Regions from separate parts of the Homo sapiens genome. Here region 1 is linked to region 2. Evidence: chromatin loops called from intact Hi-C (ENCODE). Cell type or tissue: heart left ventricle. All regions are shown on one strand. Each heading gives the region's core, and the rest is flanking DNA. Links, peaks and the distances in the headings are about the cores only. Region 1 overlaps TANC1 (tetratricopeptide repeat, ankyrin repeat and coiled-coil containing 1). Region 2 has its middle 67 kb from the start of TANC1.

The links. A loop is a pair of places that touch in the nucleus more often than their neighbours do. Peaks named below come from ENCODE experiments on the same cell type or tissue, not always from the same donor. Only the 100,000 strongest peaks of a DNase experiment are listed, where the experiment ranks them.
Region 1: it touches region 2 in a loop (2.8-fold over the local background); 14 of 110 quality-filtered maps call a loop at or near these places.

The regions. Positions count from the first base shown.
Region 1 is chr2:159,027,873-159,033,259 of GRCh38, reverse strand. The region is part of intron 2 of TANC1 (tetratricopeptide repeat, ankyrin repeat and coiled-coil containing 1); the gene reads right to left. Among named protein-coding and RNA genes, the nearest start is that of TANC1, 62 kb to the right of the region's middle. RefSeq lists an enhancer at 760-3,784. In heart left ventricle, for the core only: no CTCF peak of the experiment used is centred there; DNase peaks (open chromatin) are centred at 2,019 and 2,329; H3K27ac peaks cover 3,767 bases.
Region 2 is chr2:158,898,839-158,904,225 of GRCh38, reverse strand. No RefSeq gene overlaps it. Among named protein-coding and RNA genes, the nearest start is that of TANC1, 67 kb to the left of the region's middle. In heart left ventricle, for the core only: a CTCF peak has its summit at 2,768 (motif pointing left); no DNase peak of the experiment used is centred there; H3K4me3 peaks cover 217 bases.

The DNA.
Region 1 (5,387 bases), core at 314-5,313, 130 kb before region 2:
TGGATCCCACCCTCCCGACACCAAGCCCCTGACTTAAATCACTCTTCTCTGAACTCACACAAGATGCAAAACCACTGCTTTTAATCGGGAGTTTCAGGTCTGTTTGTTCTCTCTCCCAACCACAGACTAGGCTTCTTGATGGCAGGCTCCATGACATCCCACTGAACCTTTTGCAGGGCTCAGTATATTTAGGCTGTACAAACAGTGGCTGACGGACCGGCCAAGGCTTGCTCAGCCCTGGGTCTTCCTCCGTTGAGCTTCTTCTCATTTTCCCTGAGAAAACTTTCACTCTTTCCATAACAAAATTGATTCAGGCAAGAGTAGGAGGAAAAAAGGGGGAGGCCTATCAAAGACAGAAGTCATATGCTGCAACCTCAACTTATCCAGAAAACACCAAGAACCAAGATGCAAATAAGTCTTCAAAGCTGCCAAAATCTGGGGCTCAGTTCATGCACAATGCAGAAGGGAACTCCTAACCCCCACACCAACCCCCAACACCTCTTCACAGGCTCTCCCTCAGAGCCCTCCCACTGTCTTTCAGATTCAATTCTAACAGGAGAGAATATGTGGTTTCCCAGACTGTTGTAAGTTAAGAGAATGGAGGGACAGTGTTAGATCTGGGCACAATGACAGCCCTGAGAAGCTGCGACTGACAGGAGAGAATCTGTAAAATTCGAAACAGTAGATTACAGGCTGTTATATTTTAACAGCCTTTCAATCCCCAAATGCATGCAAGGACGCCAAAAAAAAAGCATTTTAAAGCAGCACAATTCTTGGCTCTGAAAGGTGACCCTGGGCACCAAGAAAAGGTTACTTTGCTCACAGTGTGTCTCTGCCACTATATCCAGGAGAGATATCCACATGGCTAACCTCAGTCCACAAGATCCAAATGTCCTCAAAAATAGGAATGGGGACTGTATCCAACTGCAATGTGCTGTCTCTGTGTGGTCTCTAACACCAACGGAAACCAGGACAGGCTTTCTCAAAAGCACTGCCATTCTGATCTGGAATATTCCATCTGAGTACTCTCCCATTCATTATTCTCATCCATCTTTTCTTACGGTATCTGTGAGTAAAGCTCCTCACCAGATTATAAACTTCTTTGAGCAGATGGACTATGCCTTTGTATTAATGACACGCCCCCTATCTCCTCCTAAGTCACCAATGAAGCCTTCTGAATCTTTGCCAGTTCAATCTGCCCCAGATACCCCAGGGCCATATGACCTTAGGGAAGAAGGTATTTGAATGAGAGTGTTTTTAAACAGCCTAAGCGTTTCTGTAGTCTCTAAAGGTATTAAGTTTTCAACTTTCTTAAAGATGATAAAATTGGTTTAAATGTTAGGATTCTGTGATCAATAAGGCAAGCTTCAGTTGACTTTGGAATCTAATCTGTATGACATACAGAGCCAAGGAATAAATTCTGTACTGTTATGCATGCCCATGTGAACCACAGAGGCTAGGGTGAGTTTTCCCTTGCTCTAAAGCAACCTCACCTCACATATCTTTAATCATTCATCTACTCAGAATGGATTATTGGGTGACTTCATATTTATTTCTTTTTTCCAAAGCTCAGCTTTCTGATTTATATATTTATTTCTCGATAAGTAATAGCACTCAAAAGCACCAATTTGCTTCAGGCTTGGTAAAGAGTACTTTCATGAATTTAACTGACAGTTCTGTAATATAGGGTTATAATTTACACTTGGGAAAAATTGAGGAATTTGTTTTGTCTAAATTGAATTTAAAACTACATCCACTTCCAGATTCACATAAGTAATTCTCAGTTTTCAAGCTCATGATTGAATATGTACCTTACACCCTAAGACCCATTCACTTGCAAGCAGGCTGAAATGACCTACCAGGACACTAAAAACCTCTCTATTTAGGTCTAGGCTGTCAGGACATCCAGGCCTGGCCTGTTGTTTTCAGTGTCCATGGCCCTTCCTTCCCCACAGCTGAAGCCTCTTAACCCTTGCCCCCACACTCCCCTTGCTGGCTCAACCCAGCGGGAATTTCTAAGATAGAGATTTAAATAGCTCTGGCTAAGTTGCTCTTGCTGCTTAACAGGCAGGCCCTGACCTTGTATCCAGTAACTTGGCTTTCTTGCTCCTGCATTCCACAGGCCTAAATCACCCTCTAGCTCAGTTCTGATAAGGAGCCTGAGACCCTCTCTGGATAATCTGCTGCTAACTCCTCAGGGGCTGAGGAGCTGCCTTGCTCTTGGCAATCTTCCAGGGGACTGGAGGTCACTCTGACTCCATATGGCCAGAGAAGGTCTGGGGACATGGGTGCCTGTGTCAGGCTACTCATATACCCTGAGCCACCAGCCCTGAAGACCTCAGCCCCTTCCTCCTGACACCTGGACTCCCTCCCAGCTGCAGTGGCTGGATCTGCTGCCCCCAACTCTGAGATGGGGGTTCCAAGCCCAGTGCCTCCGGATGCATTAGGAAATGACTCATCACAAAAAGCTGAGGGTCCTCTGGCCAGAACACAAGTCATGAGATCTTGATCTTAGCTGTCAAAAAATGTCAAAAACAAAACCCCAACAACAAACTGAGAAAACAGGATCTCTCTTTTCCTGGAGAATTCAACACCCCTATGTTGGCTTTGAGTATGCTGAAGCCACTGAATCCTCTTTTACTAGTTCTAAGGCGAAAACTGAGGAAAATCAGAGAAATGGCTACAACTGTGTCTTCTCTGAATAGAGGAGAATCAGAGAGCTTCTTATCAACCACTTCAAAGCTAACATCCATGATTATTGAAATTACAACTATGAAATAACTTCTGTCCTAGGAAATCAAGTCATCTTCTAAAAGAAAAATAAATGTGTATGTGCATTTTTATCAATATACTTTAAAGATCCAGACAAAAACCCTAGCTGGTTAAAGTGTACTACACTTTAGAATAACATAAAAAACAGCAACCTTCATTTTCTGGTCAAAGATTATTTTTGTAATACCTAGTAATTTCTACAAAATTCTAGCATTTTTTGCTTTCTACCACCATTCCGTAGAAAGACATTCCCCCCTTGGCTTTATATCTTTGCTTTTTGATCTTGTTAACAATCCAGAAAATTCCAACCTTGCAATTTTTTTTTTCACCCCGGGAAGGAATAACACACAGTCACTTAAAAACCAAAAGCAGTGTCAACACTTCTCAATGACACAGCTGCTGTGAGTGACCAGTGAATAAAAGGGTTTTTGTGGGGAAATGTTGACTTCTCTCCAAAATAATTCTCAGTGTTATTGAAGACATGATCAAAAATAGTAGAGGCTGGGTACAGTGGCTCACACCTATAATCCCAGCACTTTGGGAGGTCAAAGCAGGAGGACTGCTTGAGAACAGGAGTTCAAGACCAGCCTGGACAAGATGGCAAGACCCCATATCGCTATGTTAAAAATACAGGCATGGTGGCACATACGTGTAGACCTAGCTACTTGGGAAGCTGAGGCAGGAGGATCACTTGAGACTAGGAGTTCAAAACTAGCCTGGGCAACACAGACCTCACCTCTACACAAAATTTTTAAAATTAACTGGGTGTGGTGGCAAGCACCTATAGTCTTAGCTACTCAGGAGACTGACGTGGGAGGACTGCTTGAGCCCAGGAGTCCAAGATTATAGTGAACTATGATTGTGCCACTGCACTCCAGCCTGGTTGACAGAGCAAGACTGTCTCTAAAAAATAATTATAAGGCATTAGTTAAGCAAGAAATACTAAGTACTTATGATAAACCACAGTGAAAATACTCAAACTATATGGACACTTGGTTTCAAAAGAGGGTGCCTAGACAGGAAAGAACCCACTCTGTATGCCATGCATTACATGGAACAATGCACATGTTCCATATTACAAACCTTTACTTAAAAAGTGAGGCATACGATCCAACAATCTCATTTCTGGGTATTTATCCAAAAGAACTGAAGTCAGGATCCCAAAGAGCTATTTTCACTCCCATGTTCATTGCAGCATTATTCACAATAACCAAAGTGTAGAAGCATCCTAAATATTCACTAACAGATAAATGGATAAACAAAATGTGATATATACACATAATGGATCATTCCGCCATAAAAAAAGGAAATCCTGATACATGCTACCACATGAATGAAACTTGAAGACATCACACAAGAGAAATAAAACAGTCACAGAAGGATAAACAGCACACGATTCCACTCTTATGAGGTATATAAAGTAGTCAAACTCTGCTAGGCACTGTGGCTCACACCTGTAATCCCAACACTTTGGGAGTCTGACTTGGGAGGACCACTTGAGGCCATGAGTTCAAGACCAGCCTGGGCAACATAGCAAGATCCTCATCTCTATAAAAAAATCTACAAATTAGCTGTGTATAGCAGCACATGCCTATAGTCTCAGCTGCTTGAGAGGATCACTTGAGCACAGGAGTTTGAACTTACAGTGAGCTACACTCAAGCCACTGCATCTAGACTGGGCAACAGAGTGAGAGACCCTATCTCAACAATAATAATCATAATTAATTAATTAATAATCAAACTCATAGAAGCAGAGCAGAATGGTGAATGCCAGGAGCTTGGGGAGAGAGGAAAATGGAGAATTGTTGAAAGAATATAAAGTTTCAGTCACAGAGGATGAAATACTTCTAGAAATCAGCTGTATAACATTGTGTTTATAAGTTAACAACACTGTACACTTAAAATTTTGTTAGGAGTTAGATCTCATGTGTTTTGTTTTGTAACCACAATTTTTTAAAATATGAGGATACAAACTCAAGGATTCAGATTACATTAGCTTCAAAGTTCTTGTCCTTTCTACTGTTTCATTTTGTCTACACACAAGAGAAGTATAAACAGTAAAGAATAGGCCCGACATGATGGCTCACACCTGTAATCCCAGCACTTTGGGAGGCCAAGGCGGGCAAATCACTTGAGGTCAGAAGTTCGAGACCAGCTTGGCCAACATGGTGAAACCCCGTCTCTACTAAAAACACAAAAATTAGCCAAGTGTGGTGGTGTGTGCCTATAATCCCAGCTACTTGGGATGCTAAGGCAGGAGAATCCCTGGAATCTAGGAGATAGAGGTTGCAGTGAGGTGAGATTGCACCATTGCACTCCAGCCTAGGCAACAAGAGTGAGACTCCGTATCAAGAAAAAAAAAGCAATTAGCATATACTATGGTTTGAATGTGTCCCCCAACTTTCATGTGTTGGCAACGTAATCCCCAAATTCATATGTGGAGTGGAGGTGAGGCCTTTGGGAGGAAATAAGGATGAGATGAGGTCATCGGGATGGGGCTCCCATGATAGTACTGGCGGCTTGAAAAAAGAGGAGAGACTTGAACTGACATGCACGCTCTTGCCCTCTCGCTGCGTGATACCTTCTACCACGTTATGAAGCAGGAAGAAGACCCT
Region 2 (5,387 bases), core at 335-5,334:
ACAAATCATTCTTGCAGCCAGTTTGGAAATGTCACTTTTAAGTCAATGAGGGTTGTGTTCAAATAAGAGGGGGCTGCAAGACCCTATTATATTCACTGGGATGTGATGTTTTGCCTCTGAATGGTTTCTACAGTGCATGAAAATTCCTTTTTCTTTTAGATGAGGGGGGAGGACTTTTTAATGTCTTAAACTGTTTTCAGGTTTCACAAAGTGCTTCAGTTTTTACATTTAAAGGGCAGACATGATGATCACACTGGAACACCAGTCATCCAGCTACAGAAGTTCTGACTTATTGGACAAGTCTTTTGAACTCTTGACTTGGTGAAAACAGATGACTGGGAAAACAGATTCGTTGGCTCGCATGGTGGAACCTGTATTCTGGAAGTGATCCAGGGCTTACAGTAGTCCAACCAGCCATTTGCTCTGTCTTTTGGTGATATGACACACTGGGGCTCTGTCTATAATGGGATTTATTTGAGCAGCAATGGTGTCCAGTGGAATAGGAAGTTCTGAGGTCTGAGGCGAGATTGAAGAAAACTGATGGGGAAATCAATCCATCGCCAAGAATTGACTAGATTGGCTGGCAACTGTAGGATTTGTAGGTCAAGCAGAAGCAGCTTGGCCCTCTTGGCTCACTATGGCAAACTCTAAATTCCCCAGGGCTGTCAATAAGCTCATGAAATCAATTTGTTTTGTGGCCAGTATTAATTTTTTTATTACCAAAAGAGACTAAATGCTAAGCAACAGTTCAACACCATCGAACTCTTCTTGGCAGGTATAGCAAAACACATAAAATGATTGATGACGTTTTTATATCATTTTGAAGTAGGTATGATTTTTTAAAGGTAAGTTTTTTTTTTTGTTTTAGAGATAGAGTCTCATTCTGTTACCCAGGCTGGAGTGCAGTGGTGCTATCATGGCTCACTGCAGCCTCGACCTCCTGGGCTCAAGCAATCCTCCTGTCTCAGCCTCCCAAATAGCTGGGACTATAGGCATAAGCCACCATGTCCGGCTAAATTTATTTTATTTTATTTTGAGTACAGATGAGGTCTCACTACATTGCCCAGGCTAGGATAAGCTTCTTCATGGAGATAGGAGGATGTAAATCGGACCGTCAGTGCCAAACCATCCTTGCTCAACAACAAGTAAGGCCCTGGCAGCAGAGACCAGCTTAGGGAGAATACAGATGCTAGCTTTAATCTGTGGAAGTCTATCCAGAAATAAACAAGGGATGACACCTTGTACACAATCACAGAAGAAACTTGAAGTTTTTGAATGATCCAAAAGAAATATTCACTTTCAACAAGAAAGCGAGTTTTAAAGGGGCACCAATTGTTTGCATTGTCTTTAAAGGAAGATTAAATTCTCCACTTAACTGCATATCCAGTTTGGTTTTCAGGTAGAGGCAAAGCTTTAAAACTGTGGTGAGCAGTATGTGGCCAGGAGCCTTGCCAGCTTTGGGAAGAACCAGAAAATGCAATTCCATGTTGCCATTTCTCTCTCTCTCTCCTTTTTTTTTTTGAGACAAAGTCTTACTCTGTCACCCAGTCTGGAGTGCAGTGGTGCGATCTCAGCTCATAGAAACCTCCGCCTCCCAGATTCAAGCGATTCTCCTGCCTCAGCCTACCAAGTAGCTGGAATTATAGACACACGCCACCACACTCGGCTAATTTTTGTATTTTTAGTAGAGATAGGGTTTCGCTAAGTTGGCCAGGCTGGTCTCGAACTCCTGACCTCAAGTAATCCAACTGCCCTGGCCTCCCAAAGTGCTGGGATTACAGGCATGAGCCACCCCATAGGGCCGCTGTTTCTCAAATGTGCCTTAAGGTAAACAATCAATGACAAAATACCAGTGCCAAGTTTTTATTCCAAGTCTAACAATAATATCATTAGTAATTATAAAAAGAATATTAAAATAGTACTAACAAAAGCATATATTTTACCAAGTGTCAAGCATTGTGCTAATTGCTTATGTGCATTTACTCTTCAACCATGGGACTAATATTGCTAGCTCCACTTTACAGATGAGAAAACTGAGGCCAAGAAAAGTAAATCTGCCCAAATTTGGAGCATGCTCACTATGTGCTATGCAGTCACTGTTCTAATTGAATGATCATAGATACTGTTATTACCATTATTTTACAGATGCTGAAACAGAGGTTAAACACTTTCCCATGGTCACACGGCTGTTAAGAGTCGAGGTAACATTCAAACCTAGTCACTCCAGTCCTACACTCTGAGCACTTCATGTCTAAATTTGTCTAACCAGTTAAATATACACATTTCTCATGGAATTTGGTAACGGTATTTTTTTTTTTTTTTTGAGATGGAGTCTGGCTCTGTCGCCCAGGCTGGAGTGCAGTGGCACAATCTCTGCTCACTGCAAGCTCCGCCTCCCGGGTTCACGCCATTCTCCTGCTTCAGCCTCCCGAATAGCTGGAACTACAGGCGCCCGCCACCTCGCCCGGGTAATTTTTTTTGTATTTTTAGTAGAGACGGAGTTTCACCGTGTTAGCCAGGATGGTCTCGATTTCCTGACCTCGTGATCCAACCGCCTCGGCCTCCCAAAGTGCTGGGATTACAGGTGTGAGCCACCGCGCCTGGCCGGTAACGGTATTTTTATTTTGAGTTTTTATAAAGTGGGGCCTAAATTGTTTTGCCTACACTGGTCATTCTAACCAAATGGCTGTTTATCACTGCAGCACTTAGTCTCAGGAATGTGCTGCCGCCAACTGGATGCTTGGGCTTTTTTTCTGGTCTATACTACCCTCTAGTGGTTGATAGAAAAATTCGATGATAGGCTATTTAATGACAAAGAGAGAAATAGAATGCTGTCCACTAATGAGGACTCCTTTTAAGCATAAGGGTAAGACATGAACCTGCATGTAATAGTATTTGTACTTTTTGTATCTTTTGATTGAGAAAAATACATAAAGACTAAAAGATTCTATGAATTTAGTACCTCATTTATGTGAACGTGTATTTTTATTTTTATTAATCTCAATAGTATACACATACATAAGAAACAAGGTGATATATATCTTTGTGTGTGTATATATACATATGTGCTATATACATGTGTTATACAATATATGTGTTTTATACATATATATGTATGTATGTATGTATATAACATACACCTTATTTGTTTAGCTATAGACAATGCCTGGAGTGCATTGATGGATTTAGAAGCCCCCAAATTAGACTTCCCTCAAACTTCTTTGGCTAGATTTTCAACAAATACCCACTCCTAAACCATTACAGGCAAGGAGAAATTAACTCAAAATTTTAGATTAATTAGTATATTCTCCTGAATTGGGCATAGTCCCCTGGCCTGAGAGGTGGAGATGTGAAGATAATTGGGATTGTCTTTTTTTTTTTTGAGAGAGTCTCACTGTGTCACCCAGGCTGGAGTGCAGTGGCGCAATCTTGGCTCACTGCAACCTCTGCTTCCTGGGTTCAAGCGAGCTTTGTGCCTCAGCCTCCTGAGCAGCTGGGATTACAGGCTGGTGCTGTCCCCATCACGCCCAGCTAATTTTTGTATTTCAGTTTCACCATGTTGGCCAGGCCAGGCTGGTCTGAAACTTCTGACCTCAAGTGATCTGCCCACCTCGGCCTCCCAAAGTGCTGGGATTACAGGCACGAGCCACCGTGCCCGGCCGGGATGGTCTGGACAAGGAAGAAGTCCTGCTGCAGGGGTGGCTGCAGTCTTACCCGAGTCTCCCTCCTGGGCGACCTCAGGAGGTGGGGGACTGGGGGCAGGCCCATGGGAGCATCCTCCCTGTGCAGGCACTAAGGTGGGCATTACCTGAAGGAAACTGAAAAACAATAGTAAAACTAACTAAAAGGTGGCCTGTGCTTTATTATCACCATCAAACAGTGATTCTAAACAGCAATGATAAACTAATTCTCCCTGAACATTTTTCATTTAAGTTCTAAACAAGGACTTTGCTTTCTTTCCATTTTTAACTATGTATGCTTCCAATTAGCACGTTTTCATTATATATCCTTTCACAAACATTCTGTTCTACGTCATGGAAGTCAATTTGGAGAATTTCCAGTTACGCAGTTGGCCTATGACATATGCAGCTACAAGCATTTGTTTCAGGAGTAAGTTCATGATAAATTGTAACTATCAGACCTCAGATTGGGCACAGTTCTACCATGTATTTCTGAGTCTAAAGTGTACATTTGAAATGATCAGTGATAATACAGTGATAGTAAAGACAAAGAAACAGAGCTTGGGTAACTTTAATTCTGTCATTCTACGTGACTTCACAAACATATTAACAAACAGCCAGAATCAACCTAGAACAGTGTACAGTGAAATTGTTTACTGCAGATGGGTACATAGACTTCAAGAAGACCATTAACTCTGCAAAAACAAAATATAAGGAAATGGACATTTCAAAGAAAAATGTCAGGAGAAACAACAAAAGATGCAGGCCTTACATGGCCAGAAGAAATCAAAAAGACAATTTTGAATGCCTGAGTTATTTTCAGCAAGAACTGGACATTCATTCTAAAATAAAGGATCAAATACGATGAACATTTACTATCACTCAGCCACTTTCTCTGATTTTTGCAAAAGAATAACTTGAGAAGTTTTAACTAAATGCAGAAGAAATTTATCATGAATTTCCTGGTGAGGATACTTGAGGGAATTTTTTTTTCACTGCAGAGATGTTTGAAAACTGCTATAATTCATCCTCAAGAAATTACATGGACTGTATTACAATCTCAGATTGACTTTGACATGGAATTTTTATGAATCAATCTCACCTTGATGCTTAAGTTTTTTCTTAACTATTTGTGTTTCTTAACTATTTGTGTTTTTCTTAACTATTTGTGCTTTTCAAAATTAAAGTAATTAAAATATTATTTGTTTAATATGAATGAAGAAGTTTGATTTTCACAGTTCTTGACAAATTTGTAGAAGGCTTGAAAATAGAAACCATAATCCTATTCATTAGTGCAACAGACCAAATGTACGTATGTGTTTGCCTTCTTTTTTTTTATTTTTGAGACAGAGTCTTGCTTTGTTGCCCAGGCTGGAGGCAGTGGTGTAATCACTGCTCACTGAAGCCTTGACCTCCTGGGCTCAAGTGATCCTTTCACCTCAGCCTCCTGAGTAGCTGGGACTACAGAGGCATACCACCACACCCAGCTATTTTTTTTTTTTTTTAGAGATGGGGTCTCACTATGTTGCCCAGGTTGTTCTCCAACTCCTGGGCTCAAGTGATTCTTCCATCTCGACCTCCTAAAGTGATGGGATTACCTCTGTGAGCCACAATGCCTGGCTTGCCTTTTTTTTTTTTTTTTTTTTACATGATTGTGTTTTAAAGGTATCAATCCATTACATGTTTCCCTTTTTGTCCTGTATACTT